Regions from separate parts of the Homo sapiens genome. Here region 1 is linked to region 2. A link is an interaction called in ENCODE POLR2A ChIA-PET data of the cell type or tissue named here. Cell type or tissue: PC-3. All regions are shown on one strand.

What was found. ChIA-PET counts read pairs that join two places held together with the same protein. Peaks named below come from ENCODE experiments on the same cell type or tissue, not always from the same donor. Only the 100,000 strongest peaks of a DNase experiment are listed, where the experiment ranks them.
Region 1: POLR2A ChIA-PET joins it to region 2 with 7 read pairs; 2 of 35 experiments call an interaction of 5 or more read pairs at or near these places.

Annotation. Positions count from the first base shown.
Region 1 is chr10:77,476,825-77,480,824 of GRCh38, reverse strand. The region is part of intron 1 of KCNMA1 (potassium calcium-activated channel subfamily M alpha 1); the gene reads left to right. Among named protein-coding and RNA genes, the nearest start is that of KCNMA1-AS3, 130 kb to the right of the region's middle. In PC-3, no CTCF peak of the experiment used is centred here; DNase peaks (open chromatin) are centred at 564, 994 and 2,354.
Region 2 is chr10:77,692,934-77,696,933 of GRCh38, reverse strand. No RefSeq gene overlaps it. Among named protein-coding and RNA genes, the nearest start is that of KCNMA1, 57 kb to the right of the region's middle. In PC-3, no CTCF peak of the experiment used is centred here; a DNase peak (open chromatin) is centred at 3,953.

The sequences.
Region 1 (4,000 bases), 220 kb after region 2:
CGTGTGTGTCTTTATGTGTTCACCCTATGGGGAGAGAAAAGGTTCATGAAAGTTGAGATTACTGTGGGTAGGGTTGTCAGGGAGGGCTTTGCCGGGAGGGGGAAGCTGCGCTAGGCAAGCTGTGGCTCCAGAGTCTTGGAGGCGCCTGTAACAGTCCCTGCGGTTTCAAAAGAATTCAGAGAGGGGAGCCATAGCCTGGTCTCCAAATGTGCAGCACCTTCTGGGCAAGCTTAGACTTAAAGGATATCATTGTAGATAATGATTTGCTTATTTCTTGCTCTAGGATATGGGGACTGTTTCTTTTTTTCTGGGATGCTTTAATAGGATAGTAAAAGTAAACGTGTCCCTGTCTGATGGCCCTTGGCTCAGCTGGAAGAAGATCAGCTCTGCTGCAATTTAGGAAGAGATAACTGGGGTCCATCACGTGGCTGGTTCAGACCAGGGTTTTATGACTGGGATTTGCCTGCTGGAGCCCTGGGTCACTGTGCCAGACTCAACCACAGGTCACAATCTGGAACTGGATCCTTGCTGCCAGATGGGAGGCGGGCAGGGCCAGCCCTATGCTGTCATTGGCCTGTAGCCAGCTCAGGTCTGGTGGCAAGTGAAGGACACATCCTGATGTCTGAGTGCCCTGCAATTTATTGGCTTGTGGTTTAGGGGTGTGGGGGACAAACACCAATGCCACAGTTGACATATATGGGCGTCGTATTTGGTGGGGTCAAGAGTCCGGAGGGAGGCGCATCCAGCTTCTGTCTTGGCTGCAGGCCAGGTCTGCCCATGAGACGGTTCTCCTCCTTAACCTATTCAATCCAATAATCGATGAGCAGGTATTTTCTGAGATCTGAAGTGTCAAGTACTGAAGACATCACCAGGCTTGGCTCCGTGGGACACACAAGGAATTATAAAGCAGGACCCCCTCATCCCCCTCAGGAGCTAACAGTCCAATTGAGGGAAGCAAGAGAGACAGACGCACGTGAAAGGTTAAACAACTTGTCCTAGCCTGAAAGACAAGACCCGTGGGAAACAATTCAGGAAATGTCACCAGGCAGCATCTTCTTAGTGCTGCAAAGATCTGGAGGAACGAATGACCAGCCGGGGCACAGGGGCGAGGGCTTAGGCTTCTGGGGTCCGGTTACAAACTGTGACACCTTGGCCACCTGGGTTTACCTGTGTGAGTCCTGGTCTCTATATCCCTCAGATGGGCACAGTAAGACCTGCCTCAGAGACATGGGGAGGATTTAATGAGACAATGTGTATAGCACATTGCCTGACGAAGGGGAAAAACCTCACTGTGATAGTTAATTTATTGTCATTGGCTGCAGGGGCCAGAGAGTCTTTGGGGAGGCTCTGCTGGTAAAGGCTGAGCCTAGCCTTGTATTGCTCATCTTTTGGATAAGGTAAGGATGGAACCTTTGTGAAGAGGAAGACTGGACACCTCCTGCCCCCTCCCACTGTGGTTTGAGTGGATTTTATCCCGCATCTGTTGTTTGCCTGGCATTGGATGGCCCTCCACACCAGAGAGCTAATGCCTGCCTTCATCACTAGTGTCTCTGTCTCTTTGTTTCATCAGCTTCTTTATGTGAAAAGAGAGAAATGATCTCTGTCTCTTTCCAAATCCCAGCAAGGCTGAATAATATCTGTGGATATTCTTTTCTATTTCTTAATACCCTCGCATTGCTTATGAAAATCCTATGGGCACATTGTAAATTATCTGCAAAAAACAGCAGAGTGCAAAGAAGCAGAAATAAAACCTCCCATAATCACAACAGAAACATCTACTACTGTTCATGATTCGTTTTATTTTCCCCCAAATATATTACTGTGCATTTTTCTTTATAATGCCGAGATCCTAGAATATGTGCGATTTAGTGTTCTGCTTTTCTTCTTAACATTACGTTATCAGCATTTCCAAGTGACACTGGGACTCTATAAACATATTTTAAATGACTATATCTTATATGGATGCTCACTCCTTTTCCTTATATTTGCTCTTTACTTTTTCCTCTTTTTTGCTATTATAAATAGCATTGTACTGAAATCCTTCTGCAGGGTTATGTACATTACCTCATTGGTTTATTTATTTAACAGACTTTGAGTATCTACAATGTGCAATACAATGTGCTTTTAGTTCTGAGAGGAAACCATCTGAAATAGCAAAAAGAGACATAAATGAAATACCTCACATGTAGAGTTTTGTGATACTCTTTTTTATAGTAAGTATACCTGGCTTGGAGTAACACTGTGGGCCGGTTAATTGTTCTGGGCCTGAATTTCTGCATCTTTAGTCACTAGATGGTTTCTAAGCTGCCTCTTGTCTCCAGCACTCTGTGGTCCTGACTGCAAATGTAAGAATCACCGTAGCATTCATCTATCCTTGTGACTCACTAGGGCTGTTTGTGTTTGGAGCATTCCTGGTGCACAGATGATGTGTTGATGGACTTGGACACAGTCTGTTCTCTTCCCCTCTCAGTCATGAGCAGAGCGTTCATCTGCTCAGTGCTTCTTTTTAATAAGTAGTTCAGGGGTTGACTGCAGCTCAGCTCTGTTGGGAATTAACACAGACATAATAGACTTTTATAAAAGTGTGAGCAGAGCAACTAAGCCAGTACAGACTCTTTGCCACATCCTGACATGCTAAGAGAGAGGTCCCCTTTAAAACGCAAGCAGGGTAAATATTAGAAAAATGGCAAGAATTCATAGAGCATAAAGCTCATAATAAACTCAGAGAATGCATTGTCCTGAGAAGTGGTAAAGGAAGGAAGTGGAATAGACTTCAACAAAATGGCATAGAATTAACGGCAGAGGGTATCATGTACCTGCAGGGTATTTGAACCGGGTGATTTTGTGTGGCAGTGCCCGGGATCCACAGACCCTAATGACACCCAAATTTGTGAGGCATTCTTCTCAGTTTATAAAGAACATGACTGAGACCACCTAGCACATTTAACCGGGTCTGAAGGACCAGCTAATTTCCTAAAAATAGCAGTTTCTTGCTGGGCATATGTCTTAGGCTTTGCTGGCTCTAAGAACTTAATATTAACAATTCACACAGAAGGAATCGTGTTCAGGGCATTGACCAATACTCAGCTCACCTTTGAATGGCCAGAGGACACAGCTCTAAAGAAAGGTGTGCAACAAGGAGTGTGGTTGAGTGGGCATGTTATCTTCCTAGGTCACAAGTAACAAAGTGCCACTCCCCAACTCCATATTCATAACAGACATCCATAATCTATCAGGATGTTCTTTCTAGCCAAGCCAAGATGCAACTTCAGGATCTTTTTTAACACAGTGCTCCAGGCAGCCACTACCACACAGATGGGGTTCATTTGCTCCTGGAATAAAACCTTGTCATCCCTAGACATAGAGGCAGTCTTTCCCCTGTGAGCCACAGCATATGAGAAAATGTCACCATCTAGAAGGTTCCTTGGTAAGCACAGACATATGGTGGCCTGATAAATTGCCTTTCTCTACCCTTGGGATCTTTGTCCAAGGAACTAGGTGCCATCTTGAGTCAGACTGGCAAGTGTGGGAAAATAGAATTCTTATTCCTATCAGCCAACAGAATCTTCAGTGTTTCGTGTTATGATAAGGAGTTACACTGCAGACATTTCTCAGAGGGTCTGTTCCTGTGTTTTATCATGTTTTCCATGGCAACCCCTGTGGGATCCACGAAGTTGGTATTATCTCCATGGCACAGATGATGGAGGCCCAAGGAAGACAAATGACCGGCAGGAGGCAAGTCATGCAGCTAAGAGCTTTTCCTGGAATCCAGGTGTCCTGCCTTCAGATGCCAGTTCTCTTGCTGGTTTTCGTTTTTGTTTTTCTAAAAATGTTTTCACCTGTCAAGTATGTGCTACTATGAATTCTGGGAGGGTAGGGTCGTGTCTTATTTATTTCTGTGTTTTTGACTGCTTTTCCTCTCCAATCTCAAGTGCTGTGACTAACACATAGGAAGTACTCAAGAAAATATTTATGGCATATAAGTCAGTAGAAAATCCAT
Region 2 (4,000 bases):
AAGACGGCGGGATCATTTGAGGCCAGGAGTTCAAGACCAGCCTGGCCCACATGGTGAAACCCTCTTTCTACTAATAATACAAAAATTAGCTGGGTGTGATGGCATGCACCTGTAGTCCCAGCTTCTCGGGAGGCTGAGGCACGAGAGTCACTCGAATCTGACTGTCAGAGGTTGCAGTGAGCCACGATCGTGCCACTGCCCTTGTGCCTGGGTGATAGCGTGAGACTGTCTCAAAGAAAAAGTTTTATGTTGCTTCAGGGACTATTTTGTTTCTCTTTTACTCCTAGGTACCACTGCTATGGTGGGCCTTGGTATCCAACTTGTGTCCCTTTTGTCTTGTGAAGTAATAGAAGCACTCTTCAGGTCGGGCACGGTAGCTCACGCCTGTAATCCCAGCACTTTGGGAGGCTGAGGCGGACGGATCACGAGGTCAGGAGTTCAAGACCAGTCTGGCCAACATGGTGAAACCCCGTCTCTACTAAAAATATAAAAAAAATTAGCCAGTCATGGTGGCGTGCGCCTGTAATCCCAGCTACTTGGGAGGCTGAGGCAGGAGAATTGCTTGAACCCAGGAGGCGGAGGTTGCAGTGAGCCGAGATTGCGCCACTGTACTCCAGCCTGGGTGACAGAGTGAGACTCTGTCTCAAAAAAAAAAAAAAAACCAAACAAACAAACAACAAAGAAGCACTCTTCAGCCTCTTCGCCTCTCATTCTTATAGTTGGCTTTTCCAGGCAGAATTATCAAACGTCCCCAGGAGAAAAGCAGACCGACCTCTATGGCACCAGTTGCATCTCTGAATTTCTGTCTTGTCCTAGATCTTGGCCAGCTTTTTTGTTTACCTGTTTTTTGTTTCTTACTGTTTTAGTAGTTCTCCTATGGCTTAAAGGGGATTTTAAAAATACTACGTCCCCATTTTCTATTTCAATTAAGCCATCCTTAAGAGATTGGTTAAATATTCTCAATTTGCCATTAGCATCAGATTTAATTTATATTCTAAAATTGAAGTCTAATTTATATAAATAAAATACAAAAATCCTAAGTGTATAACTCAATAAATTTCTCCATATTTATATATACATGTAATCAGTTATTATTATCTCAAGTAGATATATTAATATAAAATCCCATGCAAACCTCACTTCTGAATTTTAATTCTAAGTAAAAAAGATAAGGTGCCATGAATGTGTCACCAAATGAAATAAGATGCTGCTTCATTCAATATTTTTCACTGACAGGTTTTTTTCCCCCTTTACTCATTGAGCTTTCCTTCAGAAGCAATGTATTCTTTGACAATACTTAGAGTTTGGAAGAGGTGAGATATCATTAAATAAAAATTGTCATCACTCCTAAACATCACTCTACAATATGTCTGAATTCAAAACATCCCAGTATAGTCCAAAATACCCCATTTCTAACAGCATGTTTCACCCTTAACTGAAATGTGTTTAAGGGAAAAATAATGAGCTATTGGGTAGCAATGAGAGCATTGATTTATGGTACCTTGATTAAGGGAGGCTTTGTGACACCAAGATTTTGAATGGTTCCTTTGTTTGACATCCATGAGCAATGCACCATACTATGATTCAAGACAGGCGAGAGATACACTTTTCTTTTGTAAACTAGGAGAAGGAAAATTATTAAAGGAGCCATAGGAAAGGAGACATTGGGAAAGAGTAAATGTGGAAGTTTAGTTCTGGAAATGGATTCTCTTAGATCCATTTTACCTGAATTATTTTGGAAAGTGCTCACAGACCCAAGGACACACATACCCTAATAAAACTATTGTTTGAAGCCACTGGAGTCTACTTCATACACCATCAGCTGAACATGATTCCTAAATGATAAACTATAATCTTTATGTTATAGGATTGTTGTGTAGGTTTAATGAGATAATGTATGTAAGTTCCTTAGCAACCATTACTTGGCATGTAATAAAAATGCAATGATAAGCTACTTATTGATCATCACTTTGATCATCACCAACTGAATGAATACATTCATTCATTCAAATATTTATTGCATAAAAGCAATTCTCAAGGTGTTTTATGGTATACTCTGATGGCCTTTACCACTGAACAAGTGTTCAAGAGGGGACTTCTTAGTTTGGAACAAAGAGCAGAAGGTGGTGAAACCTGGATTCTTGCCTCAGCTCAAACTTTGGGAGCTGTGACATCTTGGGTTTTGGTTTCATCATCATCTGCCCAAATTTTTCACTGGGTTGATCAAGAACTTAATAAGAAAGTGAACATGAAATCTTTCTGAAATACTGCAGAATGTGCAAGGAACCCCCCACCTCCCACTTTTTTTTTTTCAAAGTCCAGTTTCCAGGCTTAAAAGGAACCCTTAAGATGCCATCTCAATCCCTATGGGCCAAAGTTCCTCTTCATACACTGGTCTCAAGCCCTTTTTGCCTCTAGACTCTTCATGTGAGAACACTCTTCCATAAATAACAGCTTTCATTAGACACTATAATTCCCACACAGGGAAGATAGACACAGCAAAACCAGGGAGAGGTAGGTGGGGAAGGAGTTGGGACAGCTAGTTTGTAAAAGCCTCTTGTGGAATCAACAGCCTTCTCCCTGGAGAGACGGTTCTTCCTCCATCTCCCATGAAACTACTGCTTGGCCCAGCATTCCCCAGAGTGTGGACCAAGGGGCACAAATGCCATGAAAGGTGGATCTAGATGGAAGGCAGGAAGGGCAGTGAATAAGAGTGTATCATGAGGCAAGATTGCTGTTCCCCTTTCAATTCTCCTCACCACTGCTGATGACTTCTCTAACTTTGGTTCATCTCGAATTTTGACAAGGAGAAAACTTGTCTTTGGGCAGGTAGTCTTTAGTTAATTTTTTAATTAATAGTTTGGTTTTCATTGTGTTTTTTTTTTCAGTTATCTCCTACTTATGGCAAGGGATATGCCGTAAGTAGTAGCTAACACTTACCAAGTACTAAGCCGTGTTGTGAATCATTTCTTTCTTTTTTAGTAGAGATGTTGCTGAGGCTGGCCTCGAACTCCTGGGATCAAGTGATCCTCCCACCTCAGCCTCCCAAGTAGCTGGGATTACAAGTATGAGCCACTATGCCCAGCTATTTTTTTTATTTAAATTTTTTTAGAGACAGAGCCTTGCTGTGTTACCCAGGTTGGTCTCAAACTCCTGGTCTCAAGCGATCCTCCTGCCTTGGCCTCCCAAAGTGTTGGGATTACAGGCATGAGCCACTGCACCCAGCCTGAAGCTAATTCTTAAGTAAAGAATAAAAAGTAAAGGTACTATGTGGATGCATAAAAATTGAGACAGAGGTCCTCAAAAGATCCAACTTTGGGAAATATCAGTTTAGCCCAGGCTCCACTGTCCTGCCCCAAGGGCTGACAGTCTGGCAGAAAGTCAGTGCAGAGCTGGCTGGACTGAAGGAAGAAAGGAGAAGCCCCTTTGGTTCTCCATTTAAAGCCATGGAAGAATGGCCCACCTGGATATGGACTGACTTATATTCTTTTATCCCTCTTGTATTTTTCACCATGCAATTGTATTACCAATTTGAACAATGTGATGTGATATAATCTGATACAATATAAACCAGAGCTTTTTCCAGTAAACCTAGCATGGCAGGTAAGGGTCATTAGGATTAATGGATTAACACATGTCAAGCATTTAGGATAGGGCCTAGTGCCATGTAAGTGCACTTATAAGGGTATTGGGGGGTGAAGGTGGTTAACAGAAGCTGAGATGGGCTGAGGGTTGTGGAGGAGGAGCTCTCTCACAGTCCTGGAAGAGGCAAGTCCTCAATGAGCTCCATCCATGGTAGCTCAACAATGGGCCTGTCTGTTGTGGTTCAGGACTCACTTCATTCTGGGCAGTTGCATGGATCTGCCAGCGTGGGCTGGGGATGTGAAACATTCTGCCTGGGTGCCTGGACAGCCGCCAATGATCCGAGCCTCTATGCATTGCCAGCTGCAGGACCTCACCTCCACAGGAGTGGAACATTGATAAGTTCCTGAATGAACAC